2 separate regions of the Homo sapiens genome follow, and region 2 is linked to region 1. The links are chromatin loops, found by intact Hi-C in ENCODE. Cell type or tissue: IMR-90. All regions are shown on one strand. Links, peaks and the distances in the headings refer to the core of each region. The heading gives the core; the rest is flanking DNA.

The links. A loop is a pair of places that touch in the nucleus more often than their neighbours do. Peaks named below come from ENCODE experiments on the same cell type or tissue, not always from the same donor. Only the 100,000 strongest peaks of a DNase experiment are listed, where the experiment ranks them.
Region 2: it touches region 1 in a loop (2.2-fold over the local background); 2 of 110 quality-filtered maps call a loop at or near these places.

Annotation. Positions count from the first base shown.
Region 1 is chr7:82,608,292-82,625,392 of GRCh38, forward strand. No RefSeq gene overlaps it. Among named protein-coding and RNA genes, the nearest start is that of CACNA2D1, 170 kb to the left of the region's middle. In IMR-90, for the core only: no CTCF peak of the experiment used is centred there; no DNase peak of the experiment used is centred there.
Region 2 is chr7:82,693,820-82,710,920 of GRCh38, forward strand. It overlaps LOC105375376 (a long non-coding RNA gene), which reads right to left and starts at 1,515. Exons shown (of 3, transcript XR_927714.2): 1 at 1,478-1,515; 2 at 731-854. In IMR-90, for the core only: no CTCF peak of the experiment used is centred there; a DNase peak (open chromatin) is centred at 8,332.

The sequences.
Region 1 (17,101 bases), core at 6,168-14,167:
GCAGGCTGAAGTATGATGGCTTTTTTTTTTTTTTTTTTTTTTTTTTTTTTTTTTTTTTTGAGACAGAGTCTCGCTCTGTTGCACAGGCTGGAGTGCAGCAGTGCGATCTCGGCTCACTGCAAGCTCTGCCTCCTAGGTTCACGCCATTCTCCTGGATGGCACTTTAATAGCTCACTACAGCCTCAAGCTTCTAGGCTAAAGCAATGTTCCTGCCTCAGCCTCCCAAGTATCTGGGACTACAGGAGAGTGCCACCATGCCCGGCTAATTTTTGTATTCTTTTAGAGATAAGGTCTGGCTCTTTTGCCTAGGCTGATCTCAAACTCCTGGCCTCAAGCCTCCCAAAGTGTTGGGATTACAAACGTGAGCCATCATGCCTGCAGTTTCTTACAAATTTCAGCATATATCGATCTTAAATGTTGGCAGTTCTACTCTAGCTATTTACCCAACAGAAATGACAACACGTAAAAAAAATCAAACAAAATACACAAGAATTTTCATAGCAGTTTGATTTATAATTGTTCCAACTTTCAAAATGTCTATCAACAGCTAAATGAATGAACAATTTGTAGTATAGTCATAGAATGGAATACTGCTTAGCAATGAAAAGAAAAGTATACTCTGCTAACACATGGAACATATAAACAAATCTCAAACACACTGTTAGGCCAAAGAAGCCGGAGAGAAAAAGAGCATATAGTGCATGATTCCATTAATATGAAGTTCTAGAATAGGCAAAACTAAGCTGAGTTGATAGAAAACTAAGCTGAGTTGATAGAAACCAGGAGAGGGGTTGGCTCTGAGTGGAGGGGATTGGGGAGCTGTGTGTGTCCAGGAAATACAAGACAGCTTCCCTGATGGCAGCTAAACTAAAAGCTATCTTCTTAACTGTAAAAATATAAGTTAGAGGATAGTTATATTACCTCTTCAAAATGATGTAAGAAAATACCTGTAGGCCTAGAATCCATTGGAAATCATTTTTGAGTACAAGAATGAAGTTTTTTCTTTTTTTTCTTTTTTTTTTCAGGCTAACGAAAACAGAAAATTTGAGGTTCCTCTTTCCATGAGGATAGATTAGACCTTATCAAAAAACCTCCTGTCTGTCTTTCTCCACCTGCACCCAAAGTGCCCTATGAATTCTGGCAAAATGTAAAAGTTAATTACTTAAAAGAACTAGAGAATGGCCAAACACAGGCATACATTAACAAAAGAAAATGACACTGGGTAAGTTTCCATTTATTAATGGCTTCTTGCCTAGTCCATCCTTGAGCTGAAATGTGAATGCAAAGCTGCAGTCTTCCTATAGCTCTGAAATCAGAAAATTGTGTCCATAAAATCTGCACCCAAACTCCACTGACCTGTGAAAAATGTATGTCTGGCATAAACTATAAAAATCTAGCTAGGTATAGAAGAACTAGAATAAGAATTCAACGGCCACCAACTTCATAGAAGGTAGTTTGGAGTTTATGTCCAATCAAATTGACTACATGCTAAAACAACAGATCAATATTTTATTGAGAAACATGGCAGAATCATGCATTATTTACAGTGTTGAGGATATGATTTAAAAGTACTAGCTACATGAAGAAATGGTAAAACAGAAAATATGATCCATATGCAAGAGAAAAGGCAATCAATGGAAACCAACCATAATATGACACAGATGTTAGATGTTAGGAAAAGGATTTTAATGTAGCTATTATAACTATGCACAAGAACAGACATACACTAATAAAAAATGAATACATCTCAGCAGAGTAATAAACAGAACCAAAGCCAAAAACCACATGATTATCTCAATAGATGCAGAAAAGGCCTTTGACAAAATTCAACAACTCTTCATGCTAAAAACTCTCCATAAATTAGGTATTGATGGGACATATCTCAAAATAATAAGAGCTATCTATGACAAACCCACAGCCAATATCATACTGAATGGGCAAAAACTGGAAGCATTCCCTTTGAAAACTGGCACAAGACAGGGATGCCCTCTCTCACCACTCCTATTCAACATAGTGTTGGAAGTTCTGGCCAGGGCAATTTGGCAGGAGAAGGAAATAAAGGGGATTCAATTAGGAAAAGAGGAAGTCTAATTGTCCCTGTCTGCAAATGGCATGGTTGTATACCTAGAAAACCCCATTGTCTCAGCCCAAAATCTCCTTAAGCTGATAAGCAACTTCAGCAAAGTCTTGGGATACAAAATCAATGTACAAAAATCACAAGCATTCTTATACACCAACAACAGACAAACAGAGAGCCAAATCATGAGGGAACTCCCATTAACAATTGCTTCAAAGGGAATAAAATACCTAGGAATCCAACTTACAAGGAACGTGAAGGACCTCTTCAAGGAGAACTACAAACCACTGCTCAATGAAATAAAAGAGGATACAAAGAAATGGAAGAACATTCCATGCTCATGGGTAGGAAGAATCAATATCGTGAAAATGGCCATACTGCCCAAGGTAATTTATAGATTCAATGCCATCCCCATCAAGCTACCAATGACTTTCTTCACAGAATTGGAAAAAACTACTTTAAAGTTCATATGGAACCAAAAAAGAGCCCGCATTGCCAAGTCAATCCTAAGCCAAAAGAACAAAGCTGGAGGCATCACGCTACCTGACTTCAAACTATACTGCAAGGCTACAGTAATCAAAACAGCATGGTACTGGTACCAAAACAGAGATATAGATCAATGGAACAGAACAGAGCCTTCAGAAATAACGCCGCATATCTACAACTATCTGATCTTTGACAAACCTGAGAAAAACAAGCAATGGGGAAAGGATTTCCTATTTAATAAATGGTGCTGGGAAAACTGGCTAGCCATATCTAGAAAGCTGAAACTGGATCCCTTCCTTACACCTTATACAAACATTAATTCAAGATGGACTAAAGACTTAAACGTTAGACCTAAAACCATAAAAACCCTAGAAGAAAACCTAGGCATTACCATTCAGGACATAGGTATGGGCAAAGACTTCATGTCTAAAACACCAAAAGCAATGGCAACAAAAGCCAAAATTGACAAATGGGATCTAATGAAACTAAAGAGCTTCTGCACAGCAAAAGAAACTACCATCAGAGTGAACAGGCAACCTACAAAATGGGAGAAAATTTTTGCAACCTAGTCATCTGACAAAGGGCTAATATCCAGAATCTACAATGAACTCAAACAAATTTACAAGAAAAAAACAAACAACCCCATCAAAAAGTGGGTGAAGGATATGAACAGACACTTCTCAAAAGAAGGCATTTATGCAGCCAAAAAACATGAAAAAATGCTCACCATCACTGGCCATCAGAGAAATGCAAATCAAAACCACAATGAGATACCATCTCACACCAGTTAGAATGGCAATCATTAAAAAGTCAGGAAACAACAGGTGCTGGAGAGGATGTGGAGAAATAGGAACACTTTTACACTGTTGGTGGGACTGTAAACTAGTTCAACCATTGTGGAAGTCAGTGTGGCGATTCCTCAGGGATCTAGAACTAGAAATACCATTTGACCCAGCCATCCCATTACTGGGTATATACCCAAAGGACTATAAATCATGCTGCTATAAAGACACATGCACACGTATGTTTATTGCGGGACTATTCACAATAGCAAAGACTTGGAACCAACCCAAATGTCCAACAATGATAGACTGGATTAAGAAAATGTGGCACATATACACCACAGAATACTATGCAGCCATAAAAAATGAATGAGTTCATGTCCTTTGTAGGGACATGGATGAAATTGGAAATCATCATTCTCAGTAAACTATCGCAAGAACAAAAAATCAAACACCGTATATTCTCACTCATAGGTGGGAATTGAACAATGAGAACACATGGACACAGGAAGGGGAACATCACACTCTGGGGACTGTTGTGGGGTGGGGGGAGGGGGGAGGGATAGCATTAGGAGATATACCTAATGCTAAATGACGAGTTAATGGGTGCAGCACACCAGCATGGCACATGTATACATATGTAACTAACCTGCACATTGTGCACATGTACCCTAAAACTTAAAGTATAATAATAATTAAAATAAAAAAAGAAACTACAAATTAAACCAAAACATTCTAGCACTAATATATTTGCTAATATTTAAATTGTCTCTTATATTTTTGTTTTTTATATATATATATATATATATATATATATATATATATATATATATATATATGCTGGAATTTCTTTTTGTTTGATTTAAAGAAATTTTATTTACTATATCACTATTATAAATAATGAGGCTGGGTGAGGTGGCTCATGCCTGTAATCCTAACACTTAGAGGCCGAGGCGGGCAGATCACCTGAGGTCAGGAGTTCAAGACCAGCCTGGCCAACATGGCGAAATCCCATCTCTACTAAAAATACAGAAAAAATTAGCCTGGCATGGTGGTGAGCACCTGCAGTCCCAGCTACTCAAGAGGCTTAGGCACAAGAATCACTTGAAGCCAGGAGGTGGAGGTTGCAGTGAGCCAAGATCATGCCACTGCACTACAGCCTGGGTGACAGACAGACAGATTTTTTTGGGACTCTGTCCCAAAAAAATACAAAACACACACACAAAAAAAACATATATATAATTTCTGTAAAACAAACAAAAAGAAATTCCAGCATTGAAAACACAGTATCTGAAATTTAAAACTCACCGGATAAGTTAATGACAGACTGGAGATGACCAAAGTAAAGGATCAGTTAACTTGAAGACAGATCAATAGAAATTAGGAGTAGCCAAGGAAAAAATATTTTAAAAGAACAGAACCTCAGGGACCTGCAGAACAATACCTGGGACTGGAGTCCCAGAGGACAAGGGAAAGAAGATAAAGTAGGAAAAAAATTGAAAAAATAATGACCAAAATTTCCTCCCATTTCATAAAATATATAAATTTGCAGACTTGATGAATCTTAAGCTTCAAGCATTGTCTATAGGCAGAAGATAAACGGCCCCGTTTCATAAAAGGTTTTGGCATGAAGAAGAAATGAAAAAGAAGGTACAGGAAATATGCTGGTGATTTGAACACATAGACAGTATACAATAATAAAATAATGTCCTAATGAATTAAAAGGATACAATTATGTGATGACAATAACATAAGTTTAAAAGGAGTGTGGTTAAAGTACCATATGGAAAGGGAAATGGTAGTGATTATCCTCAAATGTAAGTTATGTCTGTGGGTGACTACTGAAATAATGGCTATACAGTGTAAAACATAGTAGGAGAGAGGATAGGCAGGATGATAGGAAATATCCCCCTAGAATTCTATATCCAGACAATTTTCCATAAAGGTATTTTCAGATATTCAACCCCTCCCAAATATTCTTTAATTCCTCTTTTTCAGAAAACATCTGGAGAATATGCTCTGCCAAAAAAATGGTGAGGTGGGGAGGCAGGGAAGCAAGAACAATAAACGGAGTCATATTCATTTTCTGGGGCTGCCCTAAAAATCTATGACAGATTGGGTGGCTTAAACTACAGGAATATATTTGCTTTTCTTTTTTGTTAAATTTTAAAAATTTGTCTTTTTTTTTAAGAGAAAAGTTTTAAACTTCTAAGTTCTGGAATACCTGTGCAGGACATACAGGTTTGTTACATGGGTAAACGTGTGTCATGGTGGTTTGCTGCACCTATCAACCCATCACCTAGGTATTAAGTCATGGATGCATTAACTACGTATCCTGATGCTCCCCTTCCCCCCACTCCCCACCTACATGCCCCAGTGTGTCTTTGTGTTCCCCTCCCTGTGTCCATGTGTTCTCATCGTTCAGCTACCACTTACAAGTGAGATAATGCGGTGTTTGGTTTTCTGTTCCTGCGTTAGTTTGCTGAAGATAATGGCTTTAAGCTCCATCCACGTCCCTGCAAAGGACATGATTTCATTCCTTTTTATGGCTGGATAGTATTCCATGGTGTGTATGTACCATATTTTCTTTATCCAGTCTAACATTGATGGGCATTTGGGTTGATTCCATATCTTTGCTATTGTGAATAGTGCTGCAATGAACATATGCATGCATATATCTTTATAATAGAATGACTTGTAAGGAATATATTTTTTATATGCCAGAGCCTAGAAGTCCAAGGTCAAGGTGTGGGCAGAGTTGGTTTCCTCTGAGGCCTTGCTCCTTGGGTTACGGATGGCTGCGCACTTGCTATGTCTTCATGAGGTGGTCCTTCTTTGCATACTGCCCCTGGTTTCTCTCTGTGTGTCTTAATCTCCTCTTCTTAGAAGGACCCTAGTCAGATTGGATTTGGGCATACATTAATGACTTCATTTTAATTTAATTACCTCTTTAAAGGCCCATTCTTTAAATTTGGTCACATTCTGAGGTACTGGCAATTAGGGTTTCAAAATATGAATTTTGGGGGAGCACAATTCAGTCCATAACAGGGGTATAAGAAAAAGGGGTAGTAAAGAAGCATAATTCCCTGAAATGAAGCTTTAGTGAAATTCCCAGGATGACAGCTGCAGCAGGCAGGCCAGAGAACAGCAGTCCGAGTTGAAGCAGGAAGATGGAGGATTCCCACAGTGATAGCAACAAGAAAAACAAAAACTTTCAGATTTATCTGAAGTGTGAAAATATCGAGAAAATATTTACTCTTCTGGCAGATAGTTAAAGAGGAATTAGAGATAGATATATAGGAAACTTAGCAAATTAAAAATTTGGCACTAATTTACTCCATAGAGAACAAAGAGTTGTACAAGAAAGGAAATACAAGCATAGCTATGATATGGCTTATCTGTAAATAGTATTTACATAGCTATAGTAATAAAAACCCTGGTTATTTTTCCAATTAAAATTGTGATGTAACTCTATTTAGAAGAGGGTTTGGGAAAATGCGAAAGAGGTCAATCTCACCTTCCATAATAGGAAGTAAATAATAAGACCTAAACCTGGAAAAAGCAAAAAAAAAAAAAAGAAAAAAATGGTTATAGTGTGCTCTTAAGGATATGAACATGACTAAGAGAAGAAGCTTCAGAGTTAGAGGAATTTGTTTCTGAGAATGAAACCAGAAAACAGGTAGAGGTGAGACAGGACACTACTGTTTGGCATAAAAATTTAGACTTTTTAAGCTAAGAACATATATTTATAGCAAATGTTTGAAAAAAAAGCAAATTAAAAAATATATTGAAAAGCAGAATTTTGTATTAGCCCGTTCTTCCATTGCTATAAATACACTGGGAAATTTACAAAGAAAATTACTGGAGACTGGGTAATTCATAAAGAAAAAAGGTTTAATTGGCTCACAGTTCCACAGCCTGTACAGGAAGCATGGCTGGTGGGGGGACCCTCAGGAAACTGGCAATCATGGTAGAAGACAAAGTGGAAGCCAGCAGGTCCTTCATTGCTGGAGCAGGAGGAAGAGAGAGCAAAAGGGGAAGTGCCACGCACTTGTAAACCACCAGATCTCATGAGAACTCACTCACTATCAAGAGAGGGGGAAGTCCATCCCCATGAGCTAATCACCTCCCACCGGGCCCCTCCTCCAACACTGAGGGTCACAACTTGAGATGAGATTTGGATGGGGACACACAGCCAAACCATATCATTTCACCCCTGGCCCCTCCCAAATCTCATGTTCTCCTCGCATTTCAAAACATAATTATGCTTTCCCAACAGTCCCCCAAAGTCTTAACTCATTGCAGCATTAACTCAAAATTCCAAGTCCAAAGTCTCATACTAGCTAAGGCAAGTCCCTTCCACCTATGAACCTGTAAAATCAAAAACAAATTAGTTACACCAAGATATAATGGCAGTATAAGCATTGCCCAAATACTCCCATTCCAAAAGGGACAAATCCTCCAAAACAAAGGGGCTTCAGGCCCTATGCAAGTCTGAAATCCAGCAGGGCAGTCAAATTTTAAAGCTCCTAAATAATCTCCTTTGACTCCATGTCTCACATCCAGGCCACACTGATGCAAGGGGTGGGTTCCCAAGGCCTTGGGCAGCTCCGCCCCTGTGGCTCCTCAGGGTCAGGCCCCCACAGCTGTTTTCAATGGCTGGTTGTTGAGTGCCTGTGGCTTTTCCAGACACACAGTGCAAGCTGTCAGTGGATCTACCATTCTGGGGTCTGGAGGATGGTGGCCCTCTTCTCACTGCTTTACTAGGCAGTGTCCCAACATTTCTCTGAATATATATGCTTACTGCCTTTTTTTGATATCTCCACTCAGTATTTCATAGATAGTTCTTAGTTCCTTATTCCCCAGTCATGTTTCCTCTTTCTCCTGAACCTCCACCCACTGTGTTTTTCCATGCACGAAATAGCACCATTATTCAGCCAGTCACCCAAGTCAGAAAGCTAAACATCATATGTCTCTGATTTACTGCCAACACATAATCACTGAATCCTATTGGTTCCACCTCTTTACAATCAGCTTCCTTTTCTCCATCTCTGCTGATTGTCACTTAGTTCTGGTATTACCAAACTTTTTATAGTTATTTACACAGGTACCAATTATTCTCTTGCCTTTAGTCACATACTAGTTCTTCTGCTTGAACCAATTTTTTGTCTTCTCTTTTAGAGATGTGCAAAAACACTGGATCTTTCAGAAAGTTCTCCCTCACATTACTCATTTTGGCCTGGATATGATATTTGTGCCTATTATAATGATTGACACACAGAAGATGAATAATTTTCTTTCAAGAATAAATGGATTGAATTAATATTGATAAATTCTAAGAGAATGGGTTTGATTCTTCCATCATTGAGTAGGAGCCATTTCTAGGTTACTGAGGTTTAGGTAAAAAATTGTATATCTGTTCTACCTAAACTCTATGCTGGCTAGAATATTTTAAAACTGTTTTTATTGAAAAGTACAAATGTTCTAGCCATCATCTGCAAATTCAAATGCCATGGCTTTTAAATAAAATAGAAAAATGCCTGTCATTTTAGGTATTTTCTTTAACACATAGATATTGTGAAAGAAAGGCCCTGATACTTTAGGAAGTATCTTCTCTTGAAGAGGTTAAACTCAGTAGAAGAACACTGTCTGCTTAAAAGATATCAATCAGAGATTCAGCTACTCCTTTTCCCCTTCCTGTCCTCAGTTGAGCAACTGTCAGTTTGCCAGAAAAGACCTCAACCCTTGCTCTGCTAGGATGTCAGGGAGATACATATTCATTGAGGACTCCTCGGGACAGAGTGAACTTGATGGCTGCATTTCACTGTGCTTATTCTTAGAGAAAATTTATTTTAAGATACAAAATTTCTCCCTTATATTAGGATATAATCTTGACAGCTAAGGGGGTAAACAGTCACAAGAGGTTGCTCAATGGAAAAATTTCAGTAGCGCTAAGTTCAAGAAGAATTTAAAATGAAAGGACTGTATACAAGCAATGTAATTACCTTTGTCATCTCCTTCAACTTTTCAGTGCTGGAACTTTCCAGTAGCTAAACACACAACTAGAAATGAATCTATTTTCATATTTCTTCATATACATTTATAAATAGGAGGTGGCAAAATACAGATTACGTTGTTATGTATTTTCCCCTTTTTGTTTTTCTGCATATGATTGCATTGGGAAACAGAATTCATATGTGGCATCCCGGTTCATCTCTTACTTTGTGACCTTGAATAATTATTTTGGCAATTTAATGAAGCTCAGTTTCATTTTTTACAAGATAGAGATAATATAGTTTTGCCAAATACAAAGCTTTTAAAACATATCAAATTAATTTATACAGAAGAGTACTATAATAGTAGAAGTGTTTACAAATGCAAAATATTCTTTCTTACATAATACACATATCATATTCATTGTTGAAGTTTCTAAACATAAGTTAATTAGAGACATATATTGCACTCAATATAGATATATTGTTTACATGGTTTGTTCATAGCATGAGTTTAGTAGGGCATTTTGTCAAAGGAGACACAATTCTTCTCTAGAGTAGGTTTAGGTTATATGGTGAAAGAATTTGATGCTATGATTAGAAGTTAGGACATGATTTTTTTTTTTGGCAAACAAGTGAGATTGTTTTCATCCATTCTTATTCATTCTTATGTATTAGTTTTGCAATATATTTGAGCCACTACTAAGTAATAAGCTTTGTCTTAGGTGTTGAGGATAAAAAGATGAGCATTGCTCAGCCTTTGACATCTAGCTATGCACAATTTAGTAGGGATTCAGAAAAATAAAATTTGTAATAAAACACTCTGCACATTCTATCAAGTGTTATGAAAGTGTAAAAGAAGCGGTAATTAACTTTACATGGAGACGGGACAGACAGATCCAGAAATGCTTCATGGAGAACATCTAGATGTAAAGAGCAAGTAAAGAGAGAAGAAGATATAAAGGAATTCTAAGTTAAAAAAAGACAGTAGCAAAAGGTAACATAACTAAATTAATGTATAAAGAACAAGGTACCTAAAGATTAGAATATGTGGTAAGGAAAAGGTAATGATTATAGAAGGAAGGAAGGCAGATCATGGAGAGCTTGTTACCATGCTTAGAAATCTAAACTTTATTCTGCAGATACTGAGCTATATTAAAGAGTTTTAAATAGACAAGTGTCAAGTGTCCTAAGTCAGATTGTGTATATGTGTGTGTGTGTGTGTGTGTGTGTGTGTGTGTGTTTATTCTGAAAGTGGTGTGGAGAAGAAATTCCAGTGTAAAGAGTCCAAAATTAGGGTGATAGGAGGCTATTGCAACAGATTTTTTAAAATGTTGAAGCTCTAAAATAAAATGCTTTTCATGAGGATAAAGATTTGGGATGATAAAGAAAAATAGTTTAGAAGTACAATGATTGAATGAAGATGAAATATGATGGAGAAGTCAATATCTAAACTGACTACTGGCTTCAGATTTGGGTACGTCATGGGATGGTGGTTGCTATGGCTTGAATGTCCCCCTCTAAAACTCATGTTGAAATTTAATTGCCATTGTGACAATATTAAGAGATGGGAGTTTGAGAAGGTGATTAGATTATGAAGCCTCCGCCAGTGCTGTTATCTCAGGAGTGGATTAGTTATTGCCTGAGTGGATTGTTATGAAAGTGAGCATTCTCTCACAGGAGCTCTCTTGCCCTTCTGCCATGGAATGATGCAGCAAGGAGGCCCTTACCAGATGATGGTGCTATGCTCCTGGGCTTCCCACCCCCATAGAATCACAAACCAAATAAACCCCTTTTAAAAAATAAAAATTAAAATACCTAATCTCAAGTATTCTGTTACAGCAACAGAAAACCGACTAAGAAAATTGATACTAAGAAGTGTGGTGCTGGCTATAACAATTATCTGGCTGGGCGCGGTGGCTCATACTTGTAATCCCAGAACTTTGGGAGGCTGAGGGGGGCAGATCATGAGGTCAAGAGATTGAGACCATCCTGGCCAACATGGTGAAACTCCGTCTCTACTAAAAATACAAAAATTAGCTGGGTGTGGTGGCTTGTACCTGTAGTCCCAGCTACTCAGGAGGCTGAGGCAGGAGAATCACTTGAACCCGGGAGGCAGAGGTTGCAGTGAGCCAAGATTACGCCACTGCACTCCAGCCTGGTGACGGAGCAAGACTCCTTCTCAAAAAAAAAAAATTTTATCTGAAAACATGAAAATGACTTTAAAACTAGATAAGGGGTGCAGGCTGCAAGAACTTTGAGGAGAAGGCTAGAGAAAGGACAGCTTGCAATAAACAGAGCATTAAGGGCAATTCTAGTGAAAGCTCATAAAAAAGCTGTAAGGAAAGTCTGGAGCTTCTTAGTTATTATCTAAGAGGAAGCAATCAGAATGCTGATAGAAATACTGGCAGTGAAGTCTATTCTGATGAGGTCTCAGACAGAATTGAAGAACAAGAAATTGAAAACTGGAGTAAAGATTATCCTTGCTAAATTGTGGCAAAGAACTTGGTTGCATTGTGTCCATGCTCAGGGGCTTAATATAAGGTGGAATTTAAGGATGATGAACTAGGATATCTGGCAGAGGAATTTTCAGAACAAAATAATGAGGGAATCATGTGGCTATTTTTGGCTACTTACAGTAAGATCAGAGGAGAAAGGAATGATTTAAAGATAAAATTTATAATTGGAAGGGAAGCAGAGGAAAAAGATTTAAAAACATTGCATCTTGGTCATGTAAGGAGTGAAAAGGCATCTTTAGGAGAGATTAGTACCAATAGAAGAGAACCAGATGCTCTTTATCAGGAAAATGGGGGAAAATCTAAAATTTGAGATCTTCATGGCTGCCCCTCCCATCATAAGCCCAGAGCTCTAGGAGGGCAGAATGGTTTCTGGGGAAGGACCTGGAGCACCTTCCAAAATCTTGCTGCCTAGAGCTGCCTCTGAACTCTGTTCCCTGCATTCTGGTGCAGTGCTCCTCAGCCACCCCAACTGTGGCTCAAGCAGGCCCGGAGTAGCTTGGGATACTGCTATGGAACAGCCTTAAGCTTGGCAGCATCCACATGGTGCTAATTCTGCAGGCTTACAGAATGCAAGCACTCTGGAGGCATAGTGATCTCCACCTAGACTTCAAAGAATGTATCCAACAGCCTGGGGACCCAGGCAGACACTTGTTGCAGGGGTGGAGGCACTGCAGTGAGTCCCTACTAGGGTAGTGCATGAGAACTGGGACTGTGATTGAGATATTGCATGGGAAGTGGGATCATGATCGATACCCCAGAACTGTAGATCTACCAGCGTTGGAAAGCTTCAGGCACCCACCTCCCACCCATGAGAGCAGCCACATGACCTGCACCTTGCAAAGCTATAGGGATGGGGCTGCCTGAGGCCTTGGGAGTCCAACCCCCACACCAGTGTGCCCAGGATCTGAGACATGGAGTCAAAGGAGGTTATTCTAGCATTTTAAGACTTACTGTTTTTACCCTGTTGAATTTTGGACTTACTTGGGAAAAGTAACCCCTTTATTGTTACCCATTTTTTCCTTTTGGAATAGGAATGTCTATCCTATATCTGTATCACCATTGTATTCTAGAGGTAGATAACTTGTTTTGAGTTCATATGCTCATAGTCAGAGTGAGTTTGCATCATGATGAATTGTGCCTTGAGTCTCACCCATGTCTGATTCAGATGAGACACTGGACTTTGAACTATTGAGTTGATGCTGGAATAAATTAAGACTTTGGAGGCTATTGGGATAGAATGAATGTATTTTGCGTGTGAGAAGGACATGAGTTTTAGGGGGCCAGGGATGGAATGCTTTGGTTTCCATGTCCCCTCCAAAACTCTTGTTGAATTTTAACTTCCATTGTGATGCTATTAACAAGTGGGACCTTTAAGTGGTGATAGATCATGAGGGCTGTGCCCTCATTAATGGATTAATGCTCTTATGGCAGGAGTGGATTAATTTTTGTGAGAATGGGTTAGCTATTGCCAGAGTGGTTTGTTATAAAAGCAAGCTGTCTTCACACAAGCTTTCTTGACCTTCTGCCATGGAGTAAATCAGCACGAAGGCCATTGACAGATGTCAGTAACATGCTTTTAGACTTCTCAGCCTCCAGAATCATGTGCCAAATAAACCTCTAAATTACTCCAGTCTCAGGTAGTCTTTTATAGCAGCAGAAAACAGCCTAAATCAGTGGTTGTAGCTACAAGCAGATAGACAGGTTTGGGGTACAGGTATTAGTGGTTGAAAAATGGGTTTCATTTAGGATATGTTGAGTTTTACTGTTAAAGAATTCAAAAGGACGTTTTTATTAAAAAAGCATATATACGTGTTTGACCTCTGTAGAGAATTGACAGGAATGAGTGAGGGAGAAATATTAAAGTTACCAACCTTTTATAAAGTTCATAGTTGAATTTTTGGATATGGTTTAAAAAGCTTACAAGGATTGTTAAATATGAAAGAAAAAGCTTAGGAAGGAGAACTCTATGTCTGGTTTTGGACAACTCTTATCAGGTAATGGTCCAGTAGCAATACTGAAATAAATTTCTTATGACATTAAAATATTATTCTCTATTGAAATGAGATTAATGTTATTAACTCACTAATTAATCATACTGGCATAGAAAAATTATGTGAAGATACACATTAGAATAAAAGTTTAATATGAAAATTTCTAGGTATACCATATGTATATTTCTACATTTTAGGATTATTTATCAGAGCATGACCAAATTATAATATAGGCAATCTTGGAAAAATTACTGCTTCTTATATATTAGGTTCTTCAACTTCAAAACAAGGAACGATGATGAATAGTTCACCTTCTAGCCCTACAATTTCAAGCAAGGCTAAATTAGAATCTAGGCTTTGCCACCTACTGGCAGTGAGCCTGTCATTGGCTTTAACCCTCTTAATGCACTTAACCATCTTATCCCTGCAGTTTCTTAGACCAGGAAGGGGAATGAAATATCAGTATAACTAGGCAAAATAATATAAAGTAGGTGACATTTGTCTATCTTGGCATCTTTAAAATTTTAATTAATAAGAACATCAAATTTTATTTATATATTCCCATCTTAATAGTTTACTTATAATGTGCAATGAGCATATAGCCACTTATTTAAAAGAAAGAAATAACAGGGCACAGTCCTTTTATTTGATATATAATTTTGTAATTCTAGCTCAAAGATAGGTTTGTGGTCTTGATTTGGTCTTGCCTTTGGGAAGAGTGTTTGTATATATATATGTTTGTATATATATTTTAATTACTAGAGTTAGTTTTAGTCATTGGGTTCTCAATATGATTATCCTCATGTCACTCAATATTTTTCTTCATGTCACTAAATTCTTTTTAGAAATGAGATATGCAGCATAGATACATAGTACTTAAAAGACAAGAAGCATTATTTTTTTCATCTTTAATTCTTGGCAAGGTACCTTTAATAATTTTGATCTATTGGCTGTTTTGTAACATTTTACATCACTTTATATCTATTAATGGATTAGTGCACCTATTAGTGGATAAATTAAAAAAATTATGCATCATATTTTGACAAAAAGCTTTTCTTTTCTATGGATCTTATTGCTTTTATTTATTTTTATTCTTTTGAGAGCATTTATAAATTTTTTCTTTTTAAATATAATATATTTTCATTTTGATGTGATATATTTCATCTTCTCACTCTATAATCCTTATGCATTATCTCATTTTTAATCATTTTATATTATTTAAAATACCAACAAATATATTTAGCACAGTATCCAGAATTTACTTTATTTTGCTGAGTTTTCTTATGTTAATTTATTTTAGATTTTGACATAAAATTTTTTTCATCAATGTAGATGTGTTTCTACTTATTAGGTGGGACAGAATCCATCAAATTCAAGTGCCTTTATCATTGATGTTCTTATGTATAGAAATATTGATTAATCAAATTTTCCATATATACCAAATATTATTTTAAAGACTAAAAATAAATTATCCTGTATCTAAATATATAATGAGCAGAAGATAAACTTTCTTTGATGATTTATAACAGGGGTTAAGTTTTTCTGTAAATCCAGATGGCAACGGTTTCAGGCTTTGTGGACAAAAGGAAAACTTGAGGATATTATATAGTTTTTCATATGATGAAAGAAAACATTTTCACAATTTTTATTGACAAAATTAAAAATACAATATTTCAGTATGATTTTTTGTAATATTGGTCAACTAATGAAAAGACTTAAATTTGTTTTTGGAGGCATGATATTTTCCATAAATAATATTCAAAGTTAGTGTTCCCTATCATTAAACTGGTTGCAAATGTTCATTTATAAAAAGCATTCTTAGCTTGAGAGTCATACAAACTGAGACAGTAAGCCAGATGTGGCCTGTGGGCTATAGTTTGTCACTGCCTGAGTTAAAGGCTGCTTCAGCAAAATTTGGACATTTTAAAAATGGTTGAGGATGTTGAAAAATTTTAATTTTAGTTATGTGACTTAATGAAATATAACATTAATGAAACCCAATACTATAGCTATAGATATGTCTGAAAAATTGTGGTCTATCTGTTGTACTGTTTATAAACTTCATGCTTGATTACCTCTCCAGTAAGTCAGAAGTGATTGTTGGCAAATGAAAGAGGACTGGTCTGCAGATGAATTATGATAATAATGCTACCTAGTTTTCCCTCAAGATTAAGAGCTGAGCTACTGATTCTCTGACTCCTTTTCATGATTCATAAACAGTTCTAAAACCATTACACAAAATTATTTGTAAATATTTCATCACATTTTTCTAGACAACGAAGAAAAAGAATATAGAAAGACTTCCCATGATGTGGATCACCCACGTCACCCATCAATGTAATGAGCTGCAAGGAGCCCTGACCACAAAAATCCCTGTCTGCTTAGCTGGGAATAATATGACTACTACATAAAGCTTCAGCTCTGGCCACATGATGAAAATCAAGGCTCTTTCCATTTCCAGTAATTTAAAGAGTATTACTAATCTTTAAGAGAAACCAAGGTGACTCAGGGTTAAGCTTCTCTTTTATTCCTCCTCTTATGCCAGTTTATTAGCTGGGATACATTATTATTACTAAGACATTTAACCTTTGACCTACAGATTTGGCTTCAATATATTGTCCTTCAAATCTGAGGCTGACCTCAGTAACATGGCCAGCTCCTATTTTCTCTAAGGCCAGGGTGCTTCTCTCAGGATCAGAGGCTGTCTACGAGCCCCAGGCTTGAAACTGAGGCACTGATGCCTACTTTGGACCTTGGACACTGCATTCTGGCCTGTTTTCCTGGACCCCCACAGTCTGGCCAACACCAGAATCTCTACTGCAGCGCCTTGCTAGTGTTCTGAAATGATGCCCTGCAAATGCCTATCTATCCTCTGGGTCCAGTAAATGATCAAGTTTTCTGTAATAAGACAATTCAGAAAACTATAGTGAAAAATCATTGTTATACATATATGTATATACACCAATGCTATATATATAGCTATATATTATTATGATATATATAAGTATGTATTATTTTTATATATTTATTTATTATATATTTAATATTTAATATATTTGCATATATAATACATATTATATATTATATTAGCATATATTATTATATATAAGGGTAATATATATGTATATATTAGTTGTGATGTCCTTCCCATTTTTGAGGTTGAAACGCCCCTTACTTTGTGAAATAATGCTTGTATTAAGTGTTTAATATTTAAGTCTTAAGTTGAAAAATAAATTGAAAATAATGTTTGCCT
Region 2 (17,101 bases), core at 3,501-11,500, 83 kb after region 1:
TATTATACTTAGGTTTGATTTCAATCATACTTTCTGAAGAACCCCCATTGAAAATTATAGTTAAATGGATGCACTAATTTTTAAAGAGCTTTTTATAAAATATATCAGAAACATGAAAACAAAAACTTAAGTTTTAAACATTAAAAATGCCATGTTAAACATTAAAAATTAAATAACTATATTTCTTAGTTATTAAGAAAAATAACTTATTTCTTAGTTGTAGGTTGGTCATCATGAGAAATACTCCCTAAATTGGTTCAAATATTGACGTGCCAGAGATGTTGATTTATGAATTCACAAGGTATTTTGAGATTGAAAGCCATGATTTCCACTAGGAATGAATTTACATTCTGCTTTAGGGAAACCAGATGACTTTCACTGCTTAATCATTCTGTTAAGTACTTCGTTAGTCACAACTTTAGCCTCAAGCCTCTATGGAGATTAGGGGAGCACACAGGAAAAGACTGACAAAGCTAAATTGAAAAGATTCGCGAAGTCTTGACTTAATATACAGGAACACTTTTGTTCCTTCACCAAATTTAAATTTCTAACTAGGATCATATTTTTACGTAAAAACTACTTTGAGCACTAAAGGATAAAAACAATTGACATTTTCATATACATATGGGGAAAAAAAACCTTAAACATGCCTCCTTCATACTTGCTAGTACTAGAAATCTTGGTCTTACCAAGGAAAATTTGCAAAGATCCTTACAAAAGGATTTCTTACATAAATCCAGATAGAGCCAAGTCATTTTGTCAATGATCAATGGTTATGCTTTCTTGTGGCACTTCCTTGTTGCTGCTGAACATCATGGTCTTCAGGGTATTGCAGATATTCCATGGGGCCTTTGCTAGGAGAATTGTGGACGAAGGACCAAAATTATGAGCATTATTTGGGAGCTTGTTTGAAATACAAAATCTCAGGTGACATTCAAGACCTTGTGGATGACAATCTGCACTTTAACAAGATCTCCAGGTAGATCATATGCACGTTAAACTGAGAAGCACTGTTCTAAACTTGTCAGGGTCGCACAGGTGCGAGTCTCACCTTTACAGTCTCTCACTTTCAAACCACAAGGATTTTCTAAGTACCATTTAACCCTCCCACTAAAATAAATGAGTCCTAGATTCCCTTCTGTGATTCAAAAAATTCTCCTTCTAAGTTGCAGCGAGCTAAGTTTCTGTCACTGGGAAGTAAGATGGATAATATTGAGGTACCTGGAAAGACAGACAAATGACTCTGGGTTTCACACACCTTCAGGTTACCATTACTTTTTTTGTTCAAGTACTTAAAATGTAGAAATATCTCAGACTTATAGAATTATTTTCCAGATGAAGGCCTCAGTTGGCCTACATGAACTATGAGATTCCTATTTCACTTCTAACATAATTTAGATGTTATTTTACTAAAAGAGAATCCCCTGCTAGGCTCTACTCCAAAATGATGTACATTTTGGAAGGATCATTTACTTACGTGATGAGTTTCTTCTTATTTGTTTGTTTGTTTATTTATTTTGAGACAGAATCTCACTCTGTCGCCCAGGCTGAAGTGCAGTGGCGCAATCTCGGCTCACTGCAAGCTCCGCCTCCCGGGTTCACGCCATTCTCCTGCCTCAGCCTCCCGAGTAGCTGGGACTACAGGCGCCCACCACCACGCCCGGCTAATTGTATTTTTAGTAGAGAGGGGGTGTCACCGTGTTAGCCAAGATGGTCTCGATCTCCTGACCTCGTGATCCGCCCGCCTCCGCCTTCCAAAGTGCTGGGATTCCAGGCGTGAGCCACCGCGCCCGGCCCCGTGATGAGTTTCTTCTAATGTTTCCTTTACTTAAGGAAAGCTTCTTCCAGTTTCATCACAATAAAATGTGTGGAAAGCCCTTTACAGTAAAATAATATGTTACTATATAAACAAACTGAGTTTTAATAACAGTGCTGTCAGAGGCATTTGAACCAGACTGACTCCGTCTTGAATAGCGGTTGGGTAAAGTAAGGCTGAGACTTACCGGGCTGCATTCCCAGAAGGTTAAGGTGTTCTTAGTCACAAGATGAGGTAGGAGGTGGGCACAAGGTGCACGTCACAAAGACCTTGCTGATAAACAGTTAGCGGTAAAGAAGCCAGCCAAAACCCACCAAGATGGTGACAAAAGTGACTTCTGGTTGTCCTCACTGTTCATTATACGTTAATTATAATGCATTGGCATGCTAAAAGACACTTCCACCAGTGCCACGACAGTTTACAAATGCCATGGCAACTTCATGGAAGTTACCCTGTATGGTCTAAAAAAGGGAGGAACTTTCAGTTCCCCAGGAATTGCCCACCCCTTTCCTAGAAAACTCAGGAATTATCCACACCTTGTTTCATATAATCAAGAAATAACCATAAAGATGATCAACCAGCAGCTCAGTCTGCTGCTCTGCATATGGAGTAGCTATTCTTTATTCTTTTACTTTCCTAATAAACTTGCTTTCACTTTTGTTACTGGAAAGGAGTCCCAATCTAGACCCAAAGAGAGGGTTCTTGGACTTCTTACAAGAAAGAATTTGGGGCGAATCCATACAGTAAAGTGAAAACAAGATTATTAAGAAAGTAAAGGAATAAAATAATTGCTACTCCATAGGCAGAGCAGCAACATGGGCTGCTCTTTGGCTTTTTTTATGGTTATTTCTTAATTATATGGTAAACAAGGGGTGGATTATTCATGAGTTTTCCAGGAAAAGGGTGGGCAATTCCTGGAACTGAGGGTTCCTCCCCTTTTTAGATCATATACGATAACTTCCTGAAGTTGCCATAGCATTTGTAAACTGTCATGGTGCTGATGGGAGTGTCTTTTAGCAGGCTAATCCATTATAATGAGCATATAATGAGGAGTGAGGATGAAGTCACTTTTGTCACCATCTTGGTTTTGGTGAGTTTTGGACTTCTTTACCAATCCTTTTATCAGCAAGGTCTTTGTAACCCATACCTTGTGCTGACCTCCTATCTCACTCATCCTGTGACTTAGAATGCCTAACTTCCTGGGAATGCAGCCCAGTAGGTCTCAGCCTTATCTTACCCATCCCCTATTCAAGATGGAGTTGCGCTGGTTTGAATACTTCTAACAGATTCGCCTCAAATTCTTTCTTGTGTGAAATCCAAGAACTCTCTCTTGTGGTCCGGACTGGGACCTCTTTTCTGATAACAGTGTGTGCCACAAGGAATGCCTCAAAGAAGAACACTGCACTGACAATTTCTAAACAGCAGCTTATTAGGGAAAGTGAGAGCAAATTGTTTTGCTTATGCATTGGCTCTGGAGTTCTCAGGGCAAGATGTCAGAAGCAGGATGCATCTTTGGATTGGTTGCGTTCTTAAAAGGAGGATGGTTGGAAGTGAGATGAGATTCTAAGTGAAGAGAAGAAGTGTTGAGTCATCACACGTTGTGAGGCTGCAATTACAAAGCTGATGATGATGGTTGTTCCGTTTTTCAGGATGAGGGAGGAGAAAGGCAAATTAAACTGAAATGTTATACCTTTCCAAAATTAAAATCTCCATTTTTGTAACTATTCACTGTATGAAATATACTTTAACAAAACTTCAAATACACAAGAGGAAATATCTAATTAAATGCCATCTTGCCTTCAACAGCTAAAAGCTATGTGAAATCAATTCTATCTCCATGTTTCTGTATACACATTGTTTTATAAAACTGATATACTTCAAGAAAGGAAGATAGCTATCTAAAGCCATCAGTTACTGGGTGTCAAAACTGAGATATAAAGTTTGTATCGACTGTTCTAAATTCATTTATTCATTCTTTCCTTCATATGACTACTAGTTCCATGCTACAAGTTACCACCCAGAATGCCCAGCTCCAAGGATATACTGGTGCACAGCAAAAGTAGACTAGTCAATGTCTTCTGTAACATAATTTACGTACAACGAAATATTCAATCTTAAGAGTAACGTCACCCTAGAAAGTTCTCTGATGCCTCTTTCTAATCAATTTCCTCCCCATCCTTTGTGAGTTAAAGAACATTGTGATTTTTTTTCTGCTATAACTTAGTTTTACCTGTTCTAGAACTTCACATAAATGGAATCATTCATGTATTCTTTATACACATGGAATTGTTTGTGGCTTTTGTGTGAGGCTTTTAAAAAAAAAACTGAGCATAATATTTTTGAGATTCATTCTTGTTGTACATTAATCATTTATTGCTGTGTAACATTCCATTGTGGATACAGCACAATTTGTTTATTCATTCTAATAATGGACACTTGGGCTGTGTCCAGTTTTTTTCTATGATGAATAAAAATGCCATGAACATTCCTGTACAAGGCTTTTTGTAGGACTGACACTAGAAATTCCAGCTACTTGGGAGGTTAGGATGGGAAGATCGCTTGAAGTCTGGAGTTCCAGGCTGCAGTGAGGTATGATCACACCACGGCACTCCGATCTAGACAATAGACTGAGACCCCATATGTAAAGAAAAAAAACCTCTTTTTATAAATATATGTTTTCATTCCTGGGGTATAAGGCATATATAAATTAATTTTATACAAAAAAGCCAGATCATTTTTCAAAGAAGTTGTGCCATTTAACTCTCCCACTAACAATATGTGAGTGTTTGTATTGTTCTACGACCTCATCAACATTTAATATTGTCGCTCTTTTTAAAATTTTAGCCCTTATTGTGGATCCATCCATAGATAATTTAAAGAAAAAGTACACAAATTTATTTTCTTATTTCCTAATAACATTCCCATTGATTATATACTCCCATTATATTTCTAACTTTTTTCAAACATTCTTGTAGTAGGCTTGGAAATATCCCGTATTAATATCTGGGTAAAGTGTGCCTTCTTATTTGCATAATAATGAGCAAGGCCTTGTAAATTAGGGAAAATAACTTTCTGTTATTTGAGGTTTGACTTGGTGAGTCCAAGGTTCTTTCGTCATCTTGGAAAAGAAGTTATGAATCTTCCTCATAACCTGAATCCTTCCTAAAGCAACACTGGACAAATGGCCATCCGTATTCTGTTTGGTCACTACCCGTAATGAGTGGCCTGCTTTACATGACGTCCCAATCTATGTTTTAATGTTCATAGTTTGTTGTTGCTGAATAAATCCAATTTGATCTCAGGTTTTTTATAGAATACCTGATTATGATAATGTGATATATCATTCATTCATTAAATGCATGTGTACTCATTTATAACAAATATTGTCACATATTCCAGACAGTTTCTGGGCAAAGTATTCAGGATCCAGTAGTGAATAGCAATGTCCTTACCTACATAATTTTTTTAGTCTAGAAGTTAATCATTCTCTAGCATTGTTACTTACCTGGTTTTCCCTAGTCTCTTTTTCAAAATACAAAGTAGCACTTACAGGTGAACTCTACCTGTTACAGAGATGTATTTATAGCAACACCAGGAAGATATTTGTTTTCTTAAAAGATGGGGTCTGCAGCCTCAATCTCCTGGCCTCAAGTCTCTCATCCAGTTTCATGTAATTACCTGAAATAAGAATATTGTTTTCTAATATTCTTCTTCATTTAACATGTCTAGCTATTAAATATTATTAAGTTAAAAAAATCTCCTAAAATGTCAGTGCTTTGTTTGTTAATAAGTTGTGCTCTTCTCTAATTGAAAGAATATTAAAATGCATTTATATGAGTTGTCCTCATATTTACATAAAATGGTTTGAGCATATTTATAAAAAACGGTTTAAGGTTATCTAGAAAGTCCAATGTCTAGGGCTTCCTCAGAGACAGTATCTATCGGCTGCTTTTTCCCGGTGTGTAGGCCATACTTTCCTGATTCTCTGCATGTCTCCTAATTATTTTGTTAAAAACTAGAAAGTTAAATAATATAATGCACCAACTGTATAATTTAGATATTTCTTCAGGTTTATTATTTTTGCTGTTTCTTGTTGTGGTGGATTTCTGGAACTAATTCTTTAAAGTCTGTATTCTTTATTATGTGTAGCCACTGAAGTCTCTGCTCTGTTAAGCTTTGTGGTCAGGTAATGGTTGAACAGAGATTCCCCGGAATGCTTTGAATAAATAAATCTCTCAGCTCTTGCCAAGGGCTGGCTGTGTGTGTGTGTGTGTGTGTGTGTGTGTGTGTGTATTTGTGTGTGTGTGTGTGTTTGTTTGTTTGTTGGGGTATTGTCAGAGGCGTTTTAACCAGAGCAACTCAATCTTGAATAGGAGCTGGGTAAAATAAGGCTGAGACCTGATGGGCTGCATTCCCAGTAGGTTAGTCATTCTTAGTCACAGGATGAAATAGGAGGTTGGCACAACATACAGGTCATAAAGACCATGCTGATAAAACAGGTTGCAGTAAAGAAGCCGGCTAAAAGCCACCAATACCAAGATGGTGATGAGAGGGAGCTCTGGTCATCCTTACTGCTCATTATACACTAGTTATAATGCATTAGCATGCTAAAAGACACTCCCACTAGTGCCATGATAGTTTACAGATGCCATGGCAATGTTAGGAAGTTACCCTATATAGTCTAAAGTGGGGAGGAGCTGCCAGTTCTGGGAATTGCCCACCAGGAAACTGATGAATAATTCACCCCTTGTTTAGCATATAATCAAGAAATAAGCAGCAGCTTAGGCTGCTGCTCTGCCTATGGAGTAGCCATTCTTTTATTCCTTTACTTTCTTAATAAACTTGCTTTCACTTTATGGAATTACCCTGAATACTTTTTTGCGCAAGATCCAAGAACCCTCTCTTGGGGTCTGGATGGGGAACCCTTTCCAGTAACAGTACGTTTTCAATGCTCCTGAAGGCAATTTACAACTCCTTCTCAGTCTTCACTTCCAACTTGCACAGAACCTCAAAGTCAACCAGAGGCAAGAGATTTGGGCTGTCTTCTGTCTTCCTTGGTCATAGGCACAGCACTGAGTACATGCGTGGACTTCTAAATTTCCAGCAACATCTGAGCTTTTCATAGCCCTCTATGGACGTTCAATTCCTGCTTTTCCAAATAATTATCACTTGGTGTTTTGTACTAATGTCCTGAAAAGAGTGCTGTTCATGTAGAGGGATCTCTGATTCAGGTCAAATGAAAAGAAGCCCCTGAGGATGGAGCTTCTTGGCAAGCTGCCATATAGGTCAAATAGTGACAGGTTTTTGAGGGCGGGGCTTGGGGATACTCCAGACCAGTTGGCCTCTGCAAGGGCTTGCTAGGCTGCTAGTTTTCACTGCTGTAGTTATGAGACTTTTGGTTTCCAAGGCTACTGCAGAGCAGGGGAAAGGAGCACATAAAAGACACATTAAATGCCATAAAGCTCAAGGTTCATGCTAAGATTCAATTGTTTTTCTAGAGTAAATGCTCCTCAGATTGTTGCATGACTTTAGCTAATTTCCAGAATTCTGAAAATGTTCATTTTGACAGTGTTTGCCAGCGTTATCATTGCTTTTATGCAAGAGCAAATTTTCAGAAGTCTTTGCTTTTCCAGGAGTTAGTCCTCTATCTTGCAAATTTTATCATTACAAATGGGAAAATAATACTACCACTTCATGACACTAACAAGTGATATTGCATTTTTTTCTAAATGCCCTTCTAGTCTTCATTCATATAAATACATTTTATACAATAGGATAATAACAAGATTTGTAGTCTGATTATTTTTCTTGATATTGTATGATGAACATTTTCTGTTTCTACATTTCTAATTCTGTGTTCCATATTACTGACATCTTACAATTTATAGCTTCTTTACTTCGATTATTTGTCTCTAATTGTTTGAGATTATAAAAAAATGCTATGATGTCTAATTTTGGATATTTTTCTTATGAAAAATTTCTAGGAAGCAGAATTAGCAGATCAAATGATTCTTAGATAACTTTAAAAAAGTAGGAAGCATAATTAGTAGCTCAAATGATTCTTATATAACTTTTAAAAAGTACAATACACTTTCCAAGACAGGACTGTATTTATAGTTATTTATTATTTCTCCTATCTCTTTACTTTTGTACACATGCCTGCCTTGTGAACATCTTTTTATTTTATGAGGTTAAGGGACCCACCAATAAAAATTTCCTTGATATACATTTTGTAAGCATTTGTACATCTTATTTCTCTATTCATACTTTTTAGCAGTTAGTGAAATGACCAGTAGGGTTAAGCAAATGGAAATGTTTTATGCTATTTAAACTAAGATAATATTTATTAATATAATATCTATATTACAAGCTTCACTAGGTAATATTTAATTCCCTTAGGCAAGTGCTTCTAAAACTTTATTTTGGGCATGACTAAATTGGGAATTCTTGTTAAAGATCAGATGCTGAATCAGTAGATCTGGGGCAGAGCCCAAGAATATGCATTTCTAATAAGTTCCATGAGCCATGAACCACAATATAAATAGCAAGACCTTGTGACATTCTTCTGTGTTTGTGTTACTGCCCAGATGGTTAAAAGGATGAATTTAAAGTTATCCTAGTTCTGGTCAAATCTTGTTTTGAAATCTTCACCTTATTTAAAGAAATACACTGGAATTAGGGCTCGAATGGGAATAGACAGATTTAACAATGATTCCTGGTGCATCCTCTTGGAGCAGACATATTCACTGATTAGTTCCCATCCTTCTAAACACTGCATCCTTCCCTTTCTCCTGTCTATCCGCTCTCTAGGAGCCTGTTTTAGAAGACATCATCTAAAGTTCAAAGCTTGATAAAACACCTTGTTACTTTTCACTGCTTGTTAAATTGTATCAAGGATATGAATTGTTTAAATGAACAATACTTTTTAGTATCAATACTAAACTTTTCTCTCTGATTTTTAAACTTAAAATTGAAAGTAGGATCACAGCAGCTCCCAGGAGGTATTTGCTTCAGAACAGTAGGCAATATTTCCAGTTACAGTGCTTTTGTGATATGCCTATCATCTTCCATTCTTAAAAAAACCAAAAATGCAGACAGATGGCTATCTAGATTTTATAAATGGATTTTAAAAAATAAACTACATTTACCAGGATGTGCATTGTCAGTAGGATTTAGGGTATTAGCATATTCATTGTTCAAGTTTTAAAGTATTACAATGGAATTCTCTTCTTTAATGGAACTGTATATTATTTGAATTAAACAAAATAGTTATGGCTTTAGTTTTTTAAAATTAACTGTTTTATATGGCTTAATAATGTAAAGTAAGTATTGTAATATTAAGTAGATCACTTAAACTCATATCTAAATAAATCACAAGTGACTCAGGACAATCATAATGGATTGTGCAGACTTAAGAGAAGAACTTCTTATAAATATGGTACCTTAAAAATTACAACAAACCAGGTATAAAACAGATAACACAAAATTACAGTCTGGTTAAAAAAAAAAAAGTCTCTGGCCTAGAAAATGTGTGGCCTTAGTTGGAGGTAGTCCTAAACTGATCATGACCTCACATACATGCCAGAAGCAAATGTGGGAAGTATCTTATTTACAACATTGTAGGCTTCAAATGATTTCTTTAAAATTTTTTAAAGTACAAAACCAGAAAAATGGCCCCAAGTGTAGGTAGATCTCAGAGATGAGAAATGTCTTAGATCTCAGCAAGCACAATAGCAGCAGCAGCAGAAACAGCTCTTCACATGCTGAAGAAATTAGAATGATCAGATTCAAACTATGAAACGATTGTGCTATGTTTAAAGAAGCAACAGACAGTCTTGAAGATATCTGCTGGAAACAGTAAAATAAAGTGACATGGAATTATTAAGAAGGAGCTGAAAAATGTACAAGGATAAAAATAAATGAGAAGTATTTTTTGAAATTCGGTACATATACTGAGGAACAGAGAAGTGAAATAGAGGATATAATGAAAAAGTATAATATAAATTCAATCAGGATCCTGAAAGGAGAGAAGATAGATTTGAATGGGGCAATATTCAAAGTGATAGTTGCTGAGAGTTTTCTAGAAATGATGAACAGCTATAATTCACTAATTCAAGCAGCTGAAAAAAACAGAAACAAAAATGCTAATCCAGATTGATAAGAAATTCTATACCTAGACACATCACAACTAAACTGTAGGGAAAAAGACAAATAGAAAATCCTAAAAGCAGTCGTACTAAAAAAGAGAGAGACTACTTTCAGAAAAGTAGCAGTCAGATTGAGAGAAAAAAGGAAGTTATTTACAGTTAAAAAGAAATGAGATTCTGAACACATATGGAGCAATTGGTCTTTGAATAGAATAACATGTACTCTGTTGTAATAAGAAGGAAGAAGATGGGTATAGATGAAGATGTTTATAGATTCATGAGAGAAATGAGAGTGTTCCCATCAGTGAAATGTGAGACAAGATTATCAGTTAATGGTAAAGAAAGAGGATGTGGAAAGTCATGTATTCAAGAGTGGAAAACTAGAAAAATATATAATAGGATTGCAGGCAGTAATCAGCAATATTACATGAGAATTGTGGAAAAGTGATATAGGAAAGGCAGCTATAGCTTGACAAAGCAGGTCCTGGGTGACAGGAGATTTGAGAGATTCTGCAGCAGAGCAGATCAAGTGACTGCAGACAGGAGACTGGCTCAGCTGGCAAATGACAGCCAGAATGCATTTTGGAACATATTCAATTTTCTCAGTGACTTCCACAAGTGCTTAGGGAGAGGAACCTGGTAAAATATCATTGACTATCTTTAATCAAAAGTTGTAGGGCTTTCCAGGTAAATATTAAATTTATCTGTGATTTCACACACTGGTTGAATCTCAGATCTGTAGTTTTCATATGCAATTAAGTATCTATGCAAGAATGCATGCTGCATTCTCTGCCACACTCACTCAGTGATTCCAGATTATTCTCTAGATATAGGTATAGAACTGCCCCATATCATTATCTTGCCCATCTCTGCAAGAAGACAGAAGTCCCATCACATTTTTTTCAATATAAAATATTGAAAAAATTTTTAATATAAAGTTGGGGAGAACTCAAAGGCTGTGGCAAAGCTCAGGGGCCATTTCTTAGGCATTATTTTATCTGCTCCCATCTGTGAGATGGCGGTAGTTTAGGCACATCAGAATATTTGAATTAGCCTATTGAAATAATCACTAGTTTAGTTTGAAAAAGAAGGTAAGTAATTTATGAGCCCACATTCTAGTTACAGCTTATAAAATATTTGAACAGCTGGGCAAACATTTCTTAATTGAATTAAAAGGAAGTAAAGAACAATTATTCACTGCAGTAATGGTATATAAATGGGTCCAATAAAAGCAATAGTGGGGATCATTGCATCCTAAGTACTTACTGCAGTTAACTAGCCTTGAGTTGTTGAGGAAGAAATGCCTTTGTGATGTGTGGGTAGCTCTAAGCAAGGACTAAATTGAGCAAATTCAACATTCCTCATGGTAAATAAGCATTTAACAATTCTGTAATCTACTTCTCCCCAACAATAACAGATTACTTCTCATTACTCTACTATTTAAGTTGTTGCTGAACATTTAGCTTATACATGCATTTAGAATTGTTCAAAAGTCCCTGACATCTTCTTATCGGTTGTGAAGTAAGTTTGGTAGTCTACACAGGATAGCATTCAATAGTTGAATACCAATTTCAGGGTTGAGTACAGTTACTGTTCCAAAGTTCTATTTACCATTTTATTTCTAGCATTTTAGGTCAGTACCAGTCCATGTAGGTGTGTAATTCATTTACTGTATTAACTTATTATACTTAGTACAGTCATATCAAAATGCTCAAGGTCAAAGTTTGAAACATAGTTATGTTCCTGGAAAGATCTTCACCTAAAATTGGGGTAAAGATCACTACTCTTCTCTATATTATTATGTGTAGCTGTGTTATGTTATTCTGCCTACATTCTTCATATATAATTTAGTATGTCACTCAGGGAAGCCTTGTTTGTCACTAAGTACAGGACTTGTCTTCAGTTTGGACAGACTTCAAAAGACATTTGCCAAGTGGGTAGGCTTAGAGGTTGACTCATAGTTACAAAATTCAGAGGTGTCTATGTGTATGTCTCTCTCTCTGTATGTTTATTTGATGTATTATTTATTACAATAAGAAATATAACTGTTAAGTGAAGCATCACAATTTTTGTATGGGACATAACATTATTTTCACATTGCTTTTCACCTGATAAGAACTGACTTGAAACTAGGGCTTTATTTTCATATTTTAATGGATAATTTTATCAAACTAAGGTATCGTGATTGGTCATTTCCCTTTAAAGGATCTGCCAGCCACAGGGGTTGGTAATGGCAACGTTTACATTTCAGAACTTCCTCCCAGAACAGCCAGCAAGAACACCATGTGTGGTCTTAATCAGCTCTGTTTTTTGTAGGTTTTTCTGCAGACCAAGCTCTATTTGCCTCTTTTCCCCTTGGCTTGACTTTTTCTTTAATGATTTATTTCAACTTAGATAAGTTAATAGAACCAGAATGAAGTTACATCCAGATTTTTTTGTTTGAAATGTTGCTGCTCCCAGAACTTCATAGACACTCACTCATTTGACCCCAATGTGAGGCTCTTTGGTTCAAATACAGTCTTCAGCACCCTAATCACTGGTGACAAAATGAGGCATAATTTCCCAAGTAACAGAGTCAAAATTAAAGTCTAGAGCAATCATTTAATATATTTTGCTTGTAATTCCAGTTGCACAATAAATGGAATGGATAAAGTTTGGTGAAACCAGGTTGATTATAACACCTTACATTTGCATGAAATGCTGTATTTCACAAAGCCTGTTTGAAACATTACGTCATTTCAGTTATAAGTCCAACTCATCTTGATTGAGATTAGCCCAATAGTATATGTGTGTGTCACTGAGGTTCAGAGAAGCTGGGTAATACCCACTAAATAGAATATGTGGGGAAGCCCAAGGGTTGTTGGTAATAATTTTCTTTAGATTAGGATGAATGCTGGTAGACATTTCAAAAGCCATGCCATACATATTTGTTCTTTGACCCCTAAAATATTCTTTATTTATTCAAATGAACATAGATATTTGTTTAGACTGTAGCTAAATTAATGGGCATTCAAATTTTGTTATCTTCTTTGGGATTTTTCTTGCTCATATTCTAAACATAATTTTCTTTTGACCTTTTGTTTATGAAATAAACAGCTAGCATGAACTTTGGAAAATGAGTTTGGGTTCAATACATATTCATCAGATACATTTCTGTTGAAAGTGTATTTTTTGTAACTCACAGATTTGTGAGGAAACTGTCATAGACGATTATTCAAGATACTGACAAGTTGATGAAAGTACTATAAGAACATCCAAGAGCATTTTATAGCTAAACATCATTGTTATTATTCACATTTAATTGTCCCAAATTCTCCATGAAAACAATAATCATTACCTAATTCTTTAAATATATTAATAATCCCTATTATAGGATATTAATGTATGTGATAATTGTTGATAATTGTATAAATCACTCATGATGCAAATTTTCCCTCTCAAAAAATATTATTGAACACGTTTCCAATTTTAATAAAAATTTCATGTCTCTCTAATAATCCCTTGAGTGGAAATCTAATAAAAGGATATGCATACAAGAGAAAATTACTGAACATTTTTTATTTCTCTTGATTTCAACTTTATTTCTATAATAAATACTATGAATTACTTAAAGGGTTGGAATTTTTTAGTAGTATTTCGCACATACGTATATATACGTGTGTATATATATATACACACACATATTACATATATATAAAACATAATTTTTCCTAGTATTAACAGTTAGCTACCAAAATTCTATCAGTAAAATATTGGTTTTAATTTCTTACCAGGAATTGATATAGGAATAACTAATATAGAATTTTTCAGGAGACAACTGAAAATAGACTGATGGGCCTTGGCCACAGACTCTTTTGGTTTTAATCCTGGCTTCATATCATCTTTACTTATAAGTTAACATAAGCCTGGAAAGAATTCAGCTCCCATAACAAAAAAATTATACATGGATATCGGTGGATATAGGTATAGTTGTATATGGATATGGACACATGAATCCATATAACCGTATGGATACACAGATCAGAATACTTCTATCTCATAAGTTTGTTGTGAAGATTGAAAAGAGAATACAATTAAAGGAACCAGAACATTCTGGCCAATAAATAAATAATTTGTCTTAAAATAGCAATGATAAAAGCCAACTTCCATTGAATACTTAATATGTGCCAGGCCCAAAGAAAGAGTGATGAATAAAATAGTCAAGATAGTTCAACTCAAGGAGCTTATATCCAGGAGAGAGTAGAGAGATAGTAACTGAGTCAAACAATAAATAAAGAAGCTTAAATAAATTATCTGGGTGATGCTATAGAAAGTATCTTGTAGAACAAGTGCTTTACACAGAGTGAGAACTGAAAGCTTTTACAAGAAGATACCATTTGACCAGATGCCAAAAGAATAAAAAGCAGACTACATAGAATTTGAGGGAAGACCGAAAAGCATTAAGCTAGTTTGAGGAACCAAAAGAAAGATAGTTGAGACTTAAAGTTTTCTGAATTAGGAATTGTCTTATAAGATCTGAGGGGAAAGCAGGAGACAGATCATACACATTGTAGATCATGATAAGAAAGTTGGATTTTATTGTAGAGCATTCAGAAGCCACTGAAGGTTTGTTTCTAAGTAGGAGAGATTCATCATGGGAATTTAAGGTCTACTCTGGATGCTGTGTGGAGAATAAATTGTCAGGACAAAAGAGTGGAAAAAGGAGATTAGTCCAAACTTATTTACGAAGGTCTGGTAAGCATATGATGGCTTTTTAATCTGTCAAGTAGTGAAGTGGTTCCCAAGCAGCAGTGCCTCTTCTGTTGGTCACACTTCTTCATATTTGTCTGATAGGAAGTCAGCAAGCCCAAATGGGTTTGGATCATTTATTACTCACTGAAGAGCAGGCAGCATAAACTTCATATTTCTCTTACTTCTCTTTGGTCCAAAATCCCATGGGGGTAACACAGAGGTCGGCCTAGGTGAATATTGCACATGTAGTAGATCTGTGTCATGGTTGAAATTAAGATTAAGAGATCCTGATCTTGTCTAGGGGCTGATGGCAAATCTGCCCCTCTTCCCTTCCAGAAAGAGACATTATCTTTAGTAGCCTGAAACATCTCCAGGGAGAGAGACTGGCTTTCTTACCTTGAATGTAAGCCAACCTAGTCTCTGCTCTGGAGCAGTTTGGCAAACATCTTTAAACAAAGATGTCAATGTCTTTTGCCCAGAAGAGCTGCAGAAGTGCACTGCCTCCCAGCACATCTATGATCAAAATTTTAAAGGAAGGTGTGGCTGAGGCATAAAATAATACAGTGTAGGATATCTCAACTTAGTTCCATTTGAAACTTTTTTGCATGTCTTTTGCTTTTTAAAAACCATTTTCCAGTTCCAAATGAAAACAAATACAAATATCAACAAAATCTCCAGAATTAATAAAAAGAATGCTATTGCTTTTCATTTTTATTGGATATACAATAATTTTATTTTTCTAATGTTTTAGTCATTTTCTATTCCCAAACTTTCCCTCTAGCTCTGTACATTTAAGTCTTTGCCTTTCCTGGTCATCCCTCTACTTATATTGCTTTGGCTGCCTCCGTGTATTCCCAGGGACTCCTATGCATAGCTCTGTCAGAGCATGTAGCATACTTCAGTTTGCTATTTTTTGTCTTTACCATTGATCTTACACTTCCTGAGGTCAAGAATAATGTCATTCACTTCCATATGACTAGCATACCATATTTTTACTTTAAGGGAGTAGAAGCTTGATAAAAGTTTGTTGAATAAATGTTGAATTGATAGCCATTGTTGCATTGTTTCAGTTCAAATATTTCCTTTTTTACAGTAATTAACTCCATGGGAAAGTACTATCTCCCTTTTAGGGACTTGTGTATCCATGGGTTCCTCATCCAGGAATTCAACCAACTGCAGACTAAAAATATCAAACAAATGAAAAATAATAATACAAAAATAAAGTAATACAAATAAAAAACAATACAACTACTATTTACATAACATCTATATTGTATTAGGTATTGTAAGTAACCTATAGATAATTTAAAGTATACAGAGGCTGAACGTGGGGTACACACAATTATGACAGCATTTTATACTAGGGACTTGAACATCTGTAGATTTTGATATCCTCAGGGGTCCTGGAACCAATCCTCCTCCAATACTGTGACATTACTTTGTTTTTCATGGCAGTCATTATTTATTTACATATTTTTTCCTCATGAAAGATAAGTAAGTCTTCTTGAGGACAGAGGTGATACTATTTTTAATGACATACATCTTCTTAGTTCCCTGTAAAGAACCTGTATGGAGGAAGTCATCAAATATTTAAGTGAAATTGATGTAGCCAGGCGTGGTGGCATGCACCTGTAATCCCAGCTACTTAGGAGGCTGAGTCAGGAGAATCACTTGAACTCAGGAGGTGGAGGTTGCAGTGAGCCGAGATTGCAGCATTGCACTCCAGCCTGGGTGACAAGAGCGAAACTCTGTCTTTAAAAAAAAAAAAGAAATTGATGCAAGGCAGGTGAGCCCCCAAATTGGAGCTTAGCCCGGGAAGGTTCTTGGCTTTGCTCAGGAAAGAACTCAAGAGCAAGCTGATGGTAGAAGAAAGCAGCTTTACTGAGGTGGCAGTGTTGCTGCTCTGTGACCGCCCCTGCAGAGCAGAGCTGCCCCATAGGCAGTGCATGGAAAGTGGCAGTTCAGGGCAGTTCTGCAGTGATATTTATACCCACTTTTAATTACATGCAAATTAAGGTGCTGGTTGTTCAGAAATTTCTAGATAAATAGCGGTAACTTTCAGGTCATTGCCATGGAAGGGACAGTAGCCTCTGAGTGTTGCCATGGCAATGGTAAACTGACATGGCACAGGTGGGTGTGCCTTATGGAGAGATGCTTTCACCTCTTCCCTGTTTCAGCCAGTCTTCAATCCAGTCCAGAGTAAAGATCCACCACCTACCTCAGTACCCCCTCAGAGATTAGATACTCCTCCCTAATCTTAAGGGGGCTACAGAAAGGCAGAGGTCTATCTTCCGCAACTCCTTTCTTTTGAGTTTATGTGTGCAGGCCCTGCCCAGTATCAGAAGAGTAAAAATCTCTGCATACTTGATCTAAAGTGCCCCAAGGCAGGATGCCTTTATTCCCCAGG